Linked DNA regions of Homo sapiens: region 2 is linked to region 1. The links are chromatin loops, found by intact Hi-C in ENCODE. Cell type or tissue: chondrocyte. All regions are shown on one strand. Links, peaks and the distances in the headings refer to the core of each region. The heading gives the core; the rest is flanking DNA. Region 1 overlaps FXN (frataxin). Region 2 has its middle 110 kb from the start of CFAP95.

Evidence for each region. Peaks named below come from ENCODE experiments on the same cell type or tissue, not always from the same donor. Only the 100,000 strongest peaks of a DNase experiment are listed, where the experiment ranks them.
Region 2: it touches region 1 in a loop (2.9-fold over the local background); 3 of 110 quality-filtered maps call a loop at or near these places.

What each region holds. Positions count from the first base shown.
Region 1 is chr9:69,050,297-69,058,629 of GRCh38, reverse strand. It overlaps FXN (frataxin), which reads right to left. Exons shown (of 5, transcript NM_000144.5): 3 at 5,370-5,490. Among named protein-coding and RNA genes, the nearest start is that of FXN, 19 kb to the right of the region's middle. RefSeq lists enhancers at 2,796-3,295, 3,296-3,797. In chondrocyte, for the core only: CTCF peaks have their summits at 4,041 and 4,243 (motif pointing left); no DNase peak of the experiment used is centred there.
Region 2 is chr9:69,927,209-69,935,541 of GRCh38, reverse strand. No RefSeq gene overlaps it. Among named protein-coding and RNA genes, the nearest start is that of CFAP95, 110 kb to the right of the region's middle. In chondrocyte, for the core only: CTCF peaks have their summits at 2,248, 2,447 (motif pointing right), 3,802 and 4,002 (motif pointing right); no DNase peak of the experiment used is centred there.

The DNA.
Region 1 (8,333 bases), core at 206-8,205:
TTAATTTGTTTAAAGTTTTTTTTTTTTTTAACAGGTGAGTATGGAAGTTTTTATTGGGAGAGGGACCAGAGCAGTCATCAGATTCTTAGAGGGAGGTCCTGATCCAAAAAAGATGAAGAACCCTCAGTTCTAAGACAGTAATATGCTGACACCTTAGTGAATAAAGAACATGTCAACAAGCAAATCCTTATTAAAATATCTAAGATGCCAGGACTCCACCTGGGAAAAAAAAGAGGTCAGCCTGGAGGTAACTTCAGGTAGTGGGGTGACTCTAACAGTCTCCAGGCAGATTTTACTAGGTCAAGTAGAGCGGACTCCACAGCTGCCTAGTGACAAGAGGTCCTTTCAGCTCTGGTAGAGTGTCTTCTGTAATGACCAGTGCCAGTAAGGGGTGATGCCTGGGCCAGACATTGGCATCCACCTGTTACCTGGACCACTTGATCAGACGACACACCAGTTAAGAAGCCACTTAAGTCTCCCACTCCACAGAGAGAAAAAAGAACAGATGTCCTCTTGGGTGTATCTGGATTACTGCTTTCATTTGTCTATGTGGCCAGTAGCGAGTTGGTAAAAGGTGTATAAATGCTGAGAGGCATCAACGAAAGCATGTTTTGGAAAAGTCTCATTTACATATGAATCAATATTTATTAAGTCCCTACTATGTACTTGGCACTGTTCCAGACACTGGGATCAAAGAATGGACAGTGTCCCTGCTGTTGAGGAACTCAGTGTGTTATAGGTGGTAGCTGACGTGTAAATAGACAATTATAACACAGAGGGATCAGTGCTCCACAGAGTCAACCTCAGAGTGCTGGGCAAGGGAGAAAGGAAGGACCGTGTCTGCTTGGAGTATCTAGGAAGGCTTCACAAAGGAGGTAACTTCTAGCTATATCTCAGGGGAGGAAAAGACTGCTCTCCCACAAAGCTCAAGTAATAATATTATCAAACATGAAATACATAAATTAGTTAGCACCTGAAGGACTCTAATCAGGAATTCATACTCTAGGGTACAGAGTTAGCATTTCAATGTAGTTAATCACAAGTCCAAACTATAGATGGCAGCCACTGTATAGCTTTAGCTTTCTAAATCTACACTTAAGCATTTGCTAATTAGTAAATGATTTGTTAGAAATAATTTTGCCCTTGAGTGATACTCAAGGTATATGAATTGGCTAGAAAAATATAGGCATCTCTTCCTTTGAAAGAATGGGTTACAGAATCTGGAAAGCCTACTAGCCTAATGTTGTCTTCAGAGAGACAATCTCAGGGCAGGAATCAGGAAGGTTCTCTGACCCACTACTGGGAGCAGAAGGTTTTGTCGCCTGGTTCAAATTGATTCAATGATGTGAGAAATAAAAACAAAATTCTAAGCTCCCAACTGACTCAACAAACTATCTTTTGGCCAAGGGGAGCCCAGAGATATCTAAAAAAAATTTTAAGTTTTGGCCATGATGGGAAAGGAGTTCAAACAGGACTCGTTCTATTCCCTCCCTAACTGCCATTAGTTTTTTTTCCCCTAAGGGCTAAATAGAAACTAGCCCTTTCAAAAAAATTATTTCAGGCCATGCATGGTGGCTCATGCCTGTAATCCCAGCACTTTGGAGCTGCCTGTAATCCCAGCACTTTGGGAGGCCAAAGCAGTTGGATTACCTGAGGTCAGGAGTTCAAGACTAGCCTGACAACATGGCAAAACCCAGTCTCTACTAAAAATATAAAAAAATTAGCCAGGCGTGGTGGCAGGCGCCTGTAATCCCAGCTACTCGGGAGGCTGAGGCAAGAGAATCACTTGAACCCAGGAGGTGGAGGTTGCGATGAGCTGAGATCACACCACTACACTCCAGCCTGGGCAACAGAGCAAGACTCCATCTCAAAAAGAAAAAAAAAAAAAAGACTCACTTCACCACTGGTATCAACTCATCACCTAATTCTGCCCTTCCTTTTTAGTGGTTTCAGCACAACTGACTAGCATTCCTTCCTGATAACCACTGACCACAGAGTGGTCTAAGACAGGGTCTTGCCCTGTCATCCTGGCTGGAGAACAGTGGTGCGATCATGGCTCACAGCTGCCTCGAACTCCCAGTCTTAAGTGATGCTCCTGCTTCAGCCTACCAAATAGCTAGGTTATGTAGATATGCAGTCTCATTTTGTTGCCCTGTAATACATGTTAGTGTTAAGTTTCTGCCTAAGGTGAACATGGGAGACATGCTGCACACGTTAGCTTACTCCACATGTGTGCATATTCATAGATCCTCCCTTTGTGAATATTCATAGATCCTCCCATAATCTGTTGAATATGTATGCTTAGCTACGCCTCTCAGCATAAATTCATGTTCCCTTTGCCCCTTCTTGGAAGTGCTTGTTTTTCAGTTATGGCCAGAGGCTCTGCTTCCTGCCTACAGGTAGTGGGACCCTCTTTAGAAATAGTCCTCCTTTCTAAATTTATAGATTTGTGGCTGGGTGTGCTGGCACACACCTGTAATCCCGGTGCTTTGGGAGGCCGAGGTGAGAGAATCGCTTGAGGCCAGGAGTTTGAGACCAGCCTGGGAAACATAGCGAGACCCATAAATAAAATAAAATAATTAGCCGAGTATGGTGGCATGTGCCTGTAGTCCCAGCTACTAGGGAGGCTGAGGTGGAACGATCACTTGAGCCCAGAAGCTTGAGGCTGCAGTGAGCTATGATTGTGCCACTGCACTCCAGCCTGGGTGACAGAGCGAGGCCCTGTCTCTAAAAATAATAATACTAAATACCATATTTTTATATAAATATATTTAATTAAATATAAATATATTTGTGACTTTTTCAGTTCAATAGAAGTAAACCAAAAGATGACTTTTGCCAGGTGCCGTGGCTCATGCCTGTTAACCCAGCACTTTAGGAGGCTGAGGCGGGTGGATCACTTGAGATCAGGAGTTTGAGACCAGCCTGGCCAACATGGTGAAACCCCATTTCTACTAAAAATACAAAACTTAGCCCTGTATTGTGGTACATGTCTGTAATCCCAGCTACTCAGGAGGTTGAGGCGGGAGAATCGCTTGAACCTGGGAGGCAGAGGTTGCAGTGAGCTGAGATCACACAACTGCACTCCAGCCTGGGTGACAGAGCTAGGCTTCAACTCAAAAAAAAAAAAAAAGAAGAAGAAGAAGTAAACCAAACGCAGCTGCTAGAATATTGGCACATTTGCTTCTAACAAAACATTCATGCAAAGTACTCTGGTCAAACTGGGGCTTCACTAATCCTATAAAAACAGGTTTCATGACTGTTTTTGTAGCTTGCTAATCAATGTCTGCATGTGTGGGCAGAGTTTAGCCTGCAACTTGGTTTCCCTGCAGTTACAGGCTCTAGTAGAGGCTAGGGGAGAGAAGGCCCTTAACTCCCCCACCTCTGATCAGGCTGTGGATGCTCAAGTTGGTAGGTCAGTTTGTAAGAGTTCCCAAGCAGCCCGGCCCTCTAGGGCTGCCTGTGCAAGCACTTTAAAGCCCTGCCCAGGCACTACTGCATTTTTTGCTGCTAACAGCAATTACTGAATCTACTTGAAAGGCATTCAATCCTTCCCTGCTCCATTGCTCCTTTTTTGTTTTTTCAATTCCCTCACTGTCCTTATAGTCAGGCTTGATACCTTCTCTAAGACTTGGTTGCCTCCTCCATTATGTGGAGTGCCTTCTCCATTCAGTGCTCCCGCTGCAATTTCCAATACTATTTCTATCGCTTTAGTCTGATGGCTGATTGTCCTCAACAATTCCATGATTGAATCCAAAATGCACGCTTCGTGACATTTTCTGGTATTAGTCAATTGCCATCAAGAGGATTAACATCTTTGAGGAGCCAGGCGCGGTGGCTCACACCTGTAATCCTAGCACTTTGGGAGGCTGAGGTGGGAGGATTACTTGAGTTCAGGAGTTCAAAACCAGCCTGGCCAACGTGGTGAAACACTGTCTCTACTAAAAATACAAAAATTAGCTGGGTGTGGGGGCGTGTGCCTATAATTCCAGCTACTTGGGAGGTTGAGGCAGGAGAACTGCTTGAACCCGAGAGGCAGAGGTTGCAGTGAGATCATGCCACTGCACTCCAGGCTGAATAACAGAGGGAGACTCTGTCTCAAAAAACAAACAAACAGACAAACAAACCAACCAACCCAGAAAACCATCTTTGAGGGATTTTCTCCCACTGGCAAAAAAGAACTACTTTAAGGCCTAAGCAATAATTCTAAACCCAAAGGCAGACCCTTGCCCAAATCTGCCACCTGGTGGCCAGTCGATAAAGACCAGCACTTCCCTGGCTTCTAGGATCTGGGGCTAATGTTTCATCCAACTCAGAAGTTCTCACACCAGGCCGGACCTGGTGGCTCACGCCTGTTATCCCAAAACTTTGGAAGGCTGATGGGGGTGGACCATTTGAGGTCAGGAGATCGAGACCAGCCTAACCAACATGGTGAAACCCCGTCTTTACTAAAATGCAAAAATTAGCTGGGCATGGTGGCAGATGCCTATAATCCCAGCTACTCGGGAGGCTGAGGCAGGAGAACTGCTTGAACCCAGGAAGCGGAGCAGTGAGCCGAGATTGCGCCACTGCACTCCAGCCTGGGTGACAGAGTGAGACTCCTTCAAAAAAAAACAAGTTCTCATACTAGCTGCATATTGGAATCATCTGTGGAGCTTAAAAATCCCAGTGCCCTGCCCAGGTCATGCCACACCCCAGACCAAGTAATCAAAATCTCTAGGAATAAGACCTAGGGATACACATTAGAATCCCAGGTGAGCTTTTCAAAAATATGCTTCCCAGGAATGCACCCGACCTACCCCATCACTGTCTCACAGGAGCAGGGCTCAAGTCTTTGTAATCTAAATAACTTTTGGGCAGTTATCTTATCCCTACTGAAGAACTACGGGTCTAGTTTGTTGTTCCCTCCATCTGCCTGCTGGACAAATACACACTCAGGCCCCTCTCTGATTTGCCTTCATGGGTATCCACTGAAGCTGGAAAATGAGGCTCAGAGAGGCTGAGTGACTTGCCCAGAGTCACAACAAGCCTGGTAGAGCTGGACTGCAGCTTGAAGCCTAGTCTTGTCTTATCTATCTTATCTATCTATCCAGCTATCTATCTATCTATCTATCTATCTATCCATCCATCCATCCATCCATCCATCCATCCATCCATCTATGACAGAGTCTCGCTCTGTCACCCAGGCTGGAGTGCAGTGGCGTGATTTTGGCTCACTGCAACCTTCACCTCCCGGAACCCTAGTCTTTTAATCCTACCTACAACTACATGCTACTTGATGCTTAGCTCTGCTGGAGGGAAATTCTTCATTTTAGTGAACTAAAATTCTTAGAGGGGGAAACAGAAAAATAAAAGAAGTCAAGAGGTACCCCAAAGGAGACATCATAGTCCTCAAACGTGTATGGCTTGTCTGCAAGGTCTTCAAAAAACTCTGCTAAAGAGTCCAGCGTTTCCTCTGCTAGTCTTTCATAGGTGGTCTCATCTAGAGAGCTGCAGAGGAAGCACAAAACCCAAAACATGATTACCAAATGCTTCCATTTTATTAATATCAAATTTATACATTTGTTATTTAAATTCATTAAATTGATGAAAATAACATGTAAAAAGTAAAAGTTTTTCTTTCTTTTTTTTTTTTTTTTGAGACAGAGTCTCACTCTGTCACCCAGGCTGGAGTGCAGTGGCTGGTCTGAACTCGTGACATCAAGTGATCCACCACGTGCCTCAGCTTCTCGAAATGTTAGGATTACAGGCGTAAGGCACCGTGCCCGGCCCAAAGTAAAAATTTAAAGGCCGGGCGTGGTAGCTCATGCCTGTAATCCCAGCACTCTGGGAGGCCGAGGCAGGCAGATAACACGGTCAGGAGATCGAGACCATCCTGGCTAACATGGTGAAACCCCGTCTCTACTGAAAATACAAAAAATTAGCCGGGCGTGGTGACGGGTGCCTGTAGTCCCAGCTACTCAGGAGGCTGAGGCAGGAGAATGGCGTGAACCTGGGAGGCGGAGCTTGCAGTGAGCCGAGATTGCGCCACTGCACTCCAGCCTGGGCGACAGAGCGAGACTCTGTCTCAAAAAAAAAAAAAAAAAAAAAAATTTAAACAGCACAGAAGGGGTTACAGAAAGAAGCAGGCAGCCCCCATTCCCAGAGGCAACTACAATTAATAGTCCTTTCTGGGCCAGGCAGTGCAGTGGCTCACGTCTGTAATCCCAGGACTTTCGGAGGCCGAGGTAGGTGGCTCACCTGAGGTCAGGAGTTTGAAACTAGCCAGGCCAATATGGCAAAACCCTGTCTCTACTAAAAATACAAAAATTAGCTGGGCTTGTGGTGCACGCCTGTAGTTCCCAGCTACTTGGGAGGCTGAGACAGGAGAATCACTGAAACCCCGGAGGTGGAGGTTGCAATGAGCTGACATTGTGCCACTGCACTCCAGCCTGGGTGACAGAGTGAGACTCCGTCTCAAAAAAAGAAAAAAAAAAAAAATAGGCTGGGCCTGGTGGCTCACGCCTGTAATCCTAGCATTTTGGGAGGCTGAGGCGGGTGGATCACCTGAGGTCAGGAGTTCAAGACCAGCCTGGCTGACATGGTGAAACCTCGCCTCTACTAAAAATACAAAAATTAGCTGGGCATGGTGGGGCGAGCCTGTAATCCCAGCTACTCGGGAGGCTGAGGCAGGATAATCTCTTGAATCCAGGGGGCGGAGGTTGCAGTGAGCTGAGGTGGCACCACTGCACTCCAGCCTGGGCAACAAGAGCAAAACTCCGTCTCAAAGAAAACCCCAAAAAACAGTTATTCTGATTCAGTAAATGCTATCACTGTTTATCCTTCTAAAGATATGATCAGATTTCATTAGTAATGTTCAACTTTTCACAAAGATGGTGAATGCCATCTAAAATCTATTGGAGATTTTTTTAATATTTAGATTTATGTAACTGGTTATGTAAATATATTTAAATACTGGGGGAAAGTCCTTCACTGTCTCAGAACCAAGCAAGATTCACCTGTATTTTGTGTTCATTTGCCTCTTAAAGGCAAGGGCTGAAGATAAGGTAGCAATGTCAACTTTATATTTTTGGCCTTAACTATGCCAATCTAATTAGAATTTTCTGTATCTAAAATGGTTCATTTTACTTACTGAAAGACATTTTGGTGTGGTTTATGTATAATATCAAAGAAAGATTATTTAACACTTCTCAAATTAAAAAAAAAAAAAGAAAAGAAAGAGACAGATCGTATCAAGAGCTGGCCATGGGCTGGGTGCAGTGGCTCATGCCTGTAATACCAGAACTTTGGGAGGCCAAGGGAGAAGGATCACTTGAACCCAGGAATCTGAGACAACAGAGACCCCGTCTCTACCAAAAATTAAAAAATTAGCTGGGCATGGCCCATGCCTGTAGTTCTAGCTCCTCAGGAGCCTGAGGTGGGAGGGATCACCCGAGCCAGGGAGGTCAAGGCTGCAGTGAGCTGTGATCGTGCCATTGCATTCCATCCTGGGTGACAAAGTGAAACCCTGTCTTTAAAGTAAAATAAAATAAAATAAAAAAGAGTTGGCCGGCCTGGCGCGGTGGCTCATGCCTGTAATCCCAGCACTTCGGGAGGCCGAGGCGGGCGGATCACCTGAGGTTAGGAGTTCGAGACCAGCTTGACCAACATGGAGAAACCCTGTCTCTACTAAAAATACAAAATTAGCCGGGCATAGTGGCGCATGCCTGTAATCCCAGCTACTCGGGAGGCTGAGGCAGGAGAATTGCTTGAACCCAGGAGGCGGAGGTTGCAGTGAGCAGAGGACGTGCCATTGCGCTCCAGCCTGGGCAACAAGAGCAAAACTCCATCTCAAAAAAAAAAAAAGAGTTGGCCAAGAAAAGAAGCAACTAGACTTTTCAGATACTGCTGATAGGCAAGTAAGTTGGACAATCACTTTGGAAAACTGTTGGACAGTATCTACTAAAGTTGAATGCATTTACATGCTATGACCCATCAGCTCCACTCTTTTTTTTTTTTTTTTTTTGAGACGGAGTCTCGCTCTGTCGCCCAGGCTGGAGTGCAGTGGCGCGATCTCGGCTCACTGCAAGCAAGCTCCGCCTCCCGGGTTCACGCCATTCTCCTGCCTCAGCCTCCCGAGTAGCTGGGACTACAGGCGCCCGCTACCACGCCCGGCTAATTTTTTGTATTTTTAGTAGAGACGGGGTTTCACCTTGTTAGCCAGGATCATCAGCTCCACTCTTAAGGGGTATACACAACAGAAATGTGTACCCAGGTTCACCAAAAGACATGTACTATACTAAAATATTTGTATCACAACTATCCTATAGCCCCAAACTGGAAACTGCCCAAGT
Region 2 (8,333 bases), core at 118-8,117, 880 kb before region 1:
ACATCTATTATTATACATACTGCAGACCAAAAGATACAATGTTATAATTATTACTTTATCATCTGTACTCATTTCCTTGGCCAATACAGCTTCGATTCCATTCATCTCTTTGTGCTGTTATTAGTAAAAACGTTATGCTTATGTTACATTTCTATATGTTATACATCCAACAATACATTATTTACATATTATTTATGCAATTGCTTTTTACATTCATTAAGATAAGAAAGGGTCAAAAATGTGCATTTATACTGTTTTTTGTACTTACATAATTACCTTTACTGGTACTCTCAGTTTTTCTATTCAAATTACCATCTGGGGTCACTTGCTTTCTGCCTGAAGAACTTCCTTTAGCATGCTTTGCAAGATAGGTATGTTGTCAACAAATTCAGTTTTCTTATCTTTGAAAGTCTGTATTTCTCCTTCACTTTAAAAAAATAGTTTAGAGGTATATGTTTATTGGTTAACAAGGGTTTTTGTTTTCCCTTGAGCACTTTGAATATACCATTCCACTGTCTTCTGATCGCCATTGTTTTGACTGACAAATTGAATGTTAATCTTATTGAGCTTCCTTTATAAGGAATGAGATGTTCTTTTGCTGCTTTCAAGATTTTCTCCTTGTCTTTGACTTTTATCGTCTTTAGTAATGATATATCTGTTTATGTATTTCTTTGTGTTTATCCTATTTGAAGTTCATTGAGCTTCCTGGTTATATAGGTTATTGTTTTTCATTAAAATTGGGAGGTTGCCTGCCATTATTTATTTGAATATTTTTTCGTCTCTTCTCCCTCTCCTCTCCAATATTCCCTTTATGCATATATTGGTGCATTTAATGGTGTCTCATATTTATCTAAGGCTCTGTTAATTTCTATCCATTTTTTTCTCTCTGTTCTCCAGCTTACTTAATCTTTGTTGATCTATGTTTAAATTTGAAAATTCTTCTGCCATTTCAAATCTACTGCTGAGCCCCTTGATGTTGAATTTTTTTATTTCAATCACTGAACTACTCAGTTCTAGAATTTTCATTTGGTTCATTTTATTTTTAAGAGACGTAGTCTCATTTTGTTGCCTAGGCTGGAGTGTAGTGGTGTGATCATAGCTCACTGCAGCCTCACAATCCTGGGCTCAAGCAATCCTCCCACCTCAGCCTCCTAAGTAGCTGGGACTACAGCTGCATGCCACCATGTTGGGCTAATTTATTTTTGTAGAAATGGGGTTTACTGTGTTGTCTAGGCTGATACTGCACTCCTGATTTCAGGCAATCCTTCTGCTTTTTCTTCCCAAAGTGCTGGGATTATAGGCATGAGCCACCACACTCAGTCTTTGGATCTTTTTTACAATTTCTATCTCTTTTTTTATATTCTCTATCTGATGCAACAGTGTCATCATACCTTCCTTTACCTCTGTAATCATGCTTTTGTTAAGTTCTATGAAGACGTTTTTTGTAGGACATAATAAATGTATTCCTCTTCAAAAGTTTAACCTGTTAACTACCTTGTTCTCTGTTCTCAAACCCAACTTTCTTGTTCTCCATGCATCCTTGCCACTAGTTACTGTAAACAACTTTCCCGTCAGTTCTAATCAATAACTCACATCTGTTCCCTTGGATACCCACTGTGCACCCATTCCTCCCACCAAAACCGCATGTCCCACCACTGTAACTCACATTCCCCTTCCCTTCCTTATTTGGGAAAATATTCACAAATAGCCAACCAGGTCAGTTTAGATTATGCAGTCTGACCCCAGCCCATGGGGGAGTGACACAGAGGTAGTGATTGCATTAGGAGTAAAAATCCCTGCTTTCCTCTGTTCAGTGTGCTCTTGCAATCGTGATTGACGTGAGCAGCACCCTTCTGTTGAAATAAGTTGCCTTGCTGAGAAAACTTTTGCCTGAGTGCTGGTTTCACTTTGCAGCACTGATCATTTATCTCCAACAAATATTGGGGCTCGTCCAGGATTCCCATTCTCCTCTGGGAACGGGGTCTCCTGTCACCTTTCATGAGGAGCATCCCACTGTCTCATTGCAGTGGCCTCAGGGTGAGGGATCAGGACCCACCCAGCGCAATGAATAAACCCAGACTCTCAGCAATGCAGGGAGAAAAAGGCTTGCAACAGCACAGAGACCAGGTAACTCTGTGCACAGGCCAAGGTAAGAAATGTCACTGGAGTGACAAAGTATTTCCTTGGTGGTCGGGATATTCTGGAGGTTGAAAGTGTGTGTGGATGATCACAAGCACTACTGCTGGCAGTGTGCTTGTGTGGATGGTACTAAGCACTACTGCTGTGCAGAGTGAGTGGTTCCTATCTGCGGTTCCGTGGTCACCTCATATGGCTTAGGGAGCATCCTGCTGTGGGGTTTATACTGGCACACCAATGTTAAGAGGGACCTAAATTCCCCTCAGGGAAGCGGCCAGAGTGGACACAGTGAAAGAAGGGTACAAGGAGCCTCCAGCAGGTGGGGCTAAAGGATAGGCAAGAAATCTCTAATATGAGGGATTGAGTCTCAATAAGCCTCCAGAGAAGGATAGGCAAGAAATCTCTAATACGAGGGATTGAGCCTAACTAGGACTCAACATGGGAAATACCCCAAGCAAGACAGGGAGTAAAAGGGATAAAGATAGCAATAAAGATATTCCCTCTGATAGTCCCCTGGGTCTCATGTTAAAATATTGGAAAGATAATGAGAGGACTAAACAAAAAGAAAAAGCAACAAATGATAAAATATTGCGGTTTTATTTGGACTCAGGGACCCATCCTCAAACCCTCAATCTTCTGGCCGATGTTTGGGTCAAATGAGGATGTGGTGTGTCAACTTCTGATTTAATATGTAAATGATAAAAGCCTGGTTTCTCAAGAAGAACTGGATTGTGCTCTTTGTTTGGAGTCAGGGACCCATTCTCCTTTTTCCTTAAAGACAACTAGGGAAAAACTCAATCTAGAATCTCAAAATGAAGAGTCAGAAAAGCCAGTTCCTGTGCCTAAAGACTCCAGCATATAGGATCCCCTAGACCATCTTCCCCCACTCAGTGCCCCTAACCCTTCCCCTCAGGCAGCTGCTGCCATCCTAGATCCTGATCCAGATCCTTCCCCTGCTCACATTATGCCTCCTCCTTACAATCCTGATTCTTGGGAACCATCCCATGAGCCTGTTACTTCTCAGCCCCAGTACCCTTCCCTAAAAGGACTCCAACATGATATAGAACAATGGAGAAATGCTATCCAAAATTTCCCATTTCCCTCTACATCTAAGGAGTCAGCCCCAACTCTCTTCCCCTTAAAGGAGGTGCCACAAGAATGGGGAGCTATTGGCTTTGTGAATGCTCCCTTAACCAGTTTGGAGATCCAAACTTTGACGAAGGAACTTAAGCCATTGTTTGATGACCCTTATGGGTGGCAGATCAAGTTGATCAATTCTTGGGACCTCAATTATACACTTGCGTTGAGTTAATGTCCATCCTAGGCATCCTCTTTTCGGGGGAAGAAAGAAGCATGATCCATAAGCCTGCTATGGTAATTTGGGAACATGAACACCCTCCCGGTAAAAACCTTCCTACTGCAGATCAGAAGTTTCCCACCCAAGACCCCTGGTGGGACAATAATAATGTGGCTCACCAGGAAAATATGCAAGACCTAAGGGACACGATAATAAAAGGAATTAGGGAATCAGTACCCCGAACCCAAAAGCTCTCTAGAGCACTTGATTGTTGTTTCATAACAGGAAAAAGATGAGGGGCCTATGAAATTTCTAGACAGACTAAAGGACCAAATGAGACAATATGCAGGCCTAAATTTAGAAGATCCCCTTGGACAGGGAATGTTAAAGCTCCATTTTGTCACTAAAAGTTAGCCAGATATTTCGTTACAAAAATTAGAAAATTGGGAAAACCAACCTCTGAGTGAACTCCTTAGGGAAGCTCCAAAAGTGTACGTAAAGAGAGACAAAGAAAAGCAAAAACAAAAGGCAAAACTCATGTTATACACTTTCCAGCAGGTGGCTCCAAACCCACACATTTCTAAATATAGCTTCCAGGGGGCCAGAAACTATAAAGGGTCCAGATCTCTGTTTAAAGGACACAAGCCTCCATCTAGAGGACCCCGCCCCTCATCTACCAGACCATCTAAAAAATATGGGGGAGCAAAGCTAAAGAATCCCAGGATTGAGACAGTGGAGAGACAGGATAGGTACTACAAATGTGGAACAGCAGGCCACTTCAAGAGAGAATGTCCTGAATTGCAAAGGCAGAAAGAAGCCCTACCACTCATGACTTTTGAGGAAGAATAGGGGAGTCAGGGGCTCTGTCTCTTTTGCTTCGAATCCCACCAGGAGCCCTTGATAAATTTAGAGGTGGGACCCAAACAGGAGCCTATCACCTTTTTAGTCAATTTAGGAGTGGCTCACTTCTCCATTTGTTTCCCTCCACCTAACATTGCCTGCTCTTCAGAAGAACTTTTAGTCTCTGGGATAAAAGGAGAAGGATTTAAGGCAAAAATCTTAGAAAGTACAGAAGTTAAATACCAAGATTGATTGACTCATATCCAATTTTTATTGATCCCTGAGGCAGGAACTAATCTATTGGGAAGAGACTTAATGCTAAAATTAGGCATAGGCCTACAAGTTCACCCTAAAGGATTTCTTGCCTCATTAAACCTACTCACCACTGCAGATGAAAAATACAGTAATCCCAATGTCTGGTCAAGGGAGGGAAACCTAGGGAAACTCCAAATCCCTCCAAGCCACATCAAGCTAAAAACCCACTGGGGAAGTAGTGAGGAGGAAAAAAATACCCCATTCCCCTAGAGGGCAGAATAGGGTTAAAGCCTATAATTGAAAGTCTTATTAAAGATGGACTCCCTTGTACCCTGTATGTCCCCTTATAACACTCCAGTATTGCCAGTCAAGAAAGCAGATGGGACATACTGACTGGTGCAAGATCTTAAAGCCATCAGTCAAATAGTCCAGACTACCCATCCTGTTGTCCCCAACCCATACACCATTCTCAGCAAAATTCCATATAATCATCAGTGGTTTACAGTAATAGACTTAAAGGATGCCTTCTGGGCATGCCCCTTGGCTAAAGACAGCTGAGACACATTTGCTTTTGAGTGGGAGGACCCCCATTCAGGGCAAAAACAACAGTATCAATGGAGTTCAAGGGTTCACAGACTCCCTAAACCTTTTTGGCCAAATCTAGAACAAGTGTCAGAAAAAGTTGTCATCCCAAAGTAGATATGCCTGGTCCAGTATGTGGGTGATATTCTTATATCTGGTGAAGATGTAAAAAAAGTAGCTGACTTCTCTACACATATTCTTAACCATCTGGAATTTGAGGGGCTATGGGTCTCAAAGGGAAAGCTTCAGTATGTGGAGACTGAAGTTAAATATTTAGGCCACTTTTATCAGTGGAGGTAAGTGAAGAATAGGGCCTGAGTGAGTTGAAGGCATCGTGTCCTTATCCCTGCCTCAAACTAAGCAAGGACTCAGAACATTTTTAGGATTAGTTGGATACTGCTGCTTATGGATTGACTCATATGCCCTAAAAAGTAAACTTTTATATGAAAAGCTTACCTAGTGGAAGCTGGACCATCTCCTGTGGACTTCTGAGGAAGCCGATCAGGTTTTTTAGCCTTACCTTCCCTAGAAAAGCCATTTCATCTTTTTGTTAACATAAATAACAGGGTAGCTTTAGGGGTGCTCACTCAAGAACCCAGTGGCCGCTGGCAGCCCATAGCCTTCCTATCAAAAGTTTTACACCCAATACCTGTAGATGGCCTCAATGTTTTCAATCTGTTGCAGCTACAGAAGTATTAGTTGAAGAAACCAGAAAATTAACCTTTGGGGGAAAATTAACTGTAAGCACACCCCACCAAGTTAGAGCTACTTTAAATAAAAAAGCAGGAAGGTGCTCACTGACTCCAGAATCTTGAAATACTGAAATTGAATCTTGAAAAATTAAAATATGAGGCTATTCTACTAGAAAAAAGATGAATTTAACCTTAACTACTGATAATTCACTCAACCCAGCAGGTTTCTTGACAGGAGACCCAAATCTAAAAAGAGAACACCTATGTTTAGATTTAATTGACTACCAAATGAAGGTCAGGCCAGATCTAGGAGAGACCCCTTTCAAAATGGGGCGATGCTTATTTATAGATGGTTCCTCCCAAGTAATTAAAGGAGAAAGGCATAATGGGTATTCAGTAATTGATAGAGAAACTCTTGAAGAAATAGAGTCAGGAAGGTTGCCCAATAGTTGATCTGCCCAAGTTTGTGAACCATTTGCCCTCAGCCAGGCTTTAAAACACTTACAGAACAAGGAAGAAACTATTTATACTGATTCTAAGTATGCCTTTGGAGTAGCACATACATTTGGAAAAATTTGGCCTGAGAAACCTCTTATTAATTTTAAAGGCCAAAATCTTGCCCATGAAGAGCTAATCATCCATGTTTTAAACAATCTCCAGTTGCCAGAAGAAATAGCCATTGTACATGTCCCCAGACACTAAAAAGACTTTTCCTTTACAAGTTGGGGAAATAACCTTGCAAATCAAGCAGCTAAGCAGGCTGCTGTTTCATCTGAAACACCTATCTTTCACTTAACTCCTTGTCTTCCTCCCCCTGCTGCAACCTCTATCTTCTCTGCTGCAGAAAAGGAAAAATTAATAAGAATAGGAGCCAAAGAAAACTCAGAAGGAAAATGGGTGTTACCAGATCAATGAGAAATACTATCCAAACTCGTCATGAAGGAAATCCTGTCCCATCTGCATCAAGGGACCCACTGGGGACCCCAAGCTATGTGTGATGCAGTTCTCAGGGTTTATGGGTGTTCAGGAACTTATACTGTAGCCAAACAGATTAAAGATAGTTGCTTCATATGTAAAAAAAAAAAACCCAACAAACAAGTTACAAAGAAATCGCCCCTTGCGGGGAGGGATCCAGGGCTAAGACCATTCCAAAGTGTTCAAATTGACTACACTGAAATGCCCCCAATCGGTCGCCTAAAGTACTTATTAGTAACAGCAGATCACCTTACTCATTGAGTTGAAGCTATTCCCTTTTCAAATGCAATGGCCAATAATGTAGTTAAAGCATTAACTGAAAAGATAGTGCCCAGGTTTGGACCAATAGAAAATATTGATTCAGACAATGGAACCCATTTCATAGCACATATCATTAAAAAGCTATCCCAAGCCCTAGACATTAGATGGGAATATCATACTCCTTGGCACCCACCTTCCTCAAGAAGAATAGAAAGGATGAATTAGACCTTAAAGAACCACATAACCAAATTAGTTCTAGAGACTCAGTTGCCATGGACCAAATGTCTTCTTATTGCCTTTTAAGAATCTGAGCTGCTCCTTGGAAAGATATTGGCCTTTCTCCTTATGAGATGCTCTAATTGCCTTATTTACACTCCACTGCTGGCATTCCTACATTTGAAACAAAAGATCAATTCCTCAGGAATTATATACTTGGTCTCTCCTCTACTTTCTCTTTTTTTAAAAACCAAAGGTCTCCTAGCACAGGCGCCGCCCCTGGAGTTCCCAGTACATCAACATCAGCCTGGGGATCATGTCCTCATCAAAAGCTAGAAAGAAGAAAAACTTGAGCTGTCCTGGGAAGGACTTCACCTAAGTGCTTCTAACCACTGGAACCACAGTCCTGATAGCAGAAAAAGGATGGACCCATCACACCTGAGTCAAGAAAGCACCACCACCTCCGCAGTCATGGGCCATTGTCCCAGGGGAAAACCCCCTCAAACTAAAGCTAAGTTTAACTCTCTTTCATCTATTCTATTACTCTTTCTTCTTTTCTCATTCTATTGCTGACCACCTTGTTATCAATGTAACTAAATCAAACTCCCCCAAAGTTATTACGTTTGATGCTTGTTTAGTCATACCCTGTAGAGATCTTCAAAGTCAAAGGAAACTCTTAGCCTTAGAAAAGTATCTCTGCCCCTTTAAAATAGAGGTTCCCCCTACCAAGACTCTTGCTCTTTAACAAATATAGAGAAACAGGTCTGCCATAGCAGGAATGATGTTCTGTGGACAACCAAATATCAAGGCTAGACCTCATTGACAGGTGGTTGTGTATCCTTAAAACCATACATTCACTTTACTAAAGAAAGCACCTCCAACCCCAATTGCCAGTATAACCAATGTAATCCAGTGCAAATTTCAATTCTCACTTCCACCTCTACCGACCCTAGACCTACTTTGAGCCGCTTCTACAGCATGGGAGCCAACTTGGCTGGCACAGACCTCATAGGGACTTTTGAAATGCATTTTATTAATCCCTCATCCTCTTCACCCCCTTTCCTCTCTTCTCCTTCTAA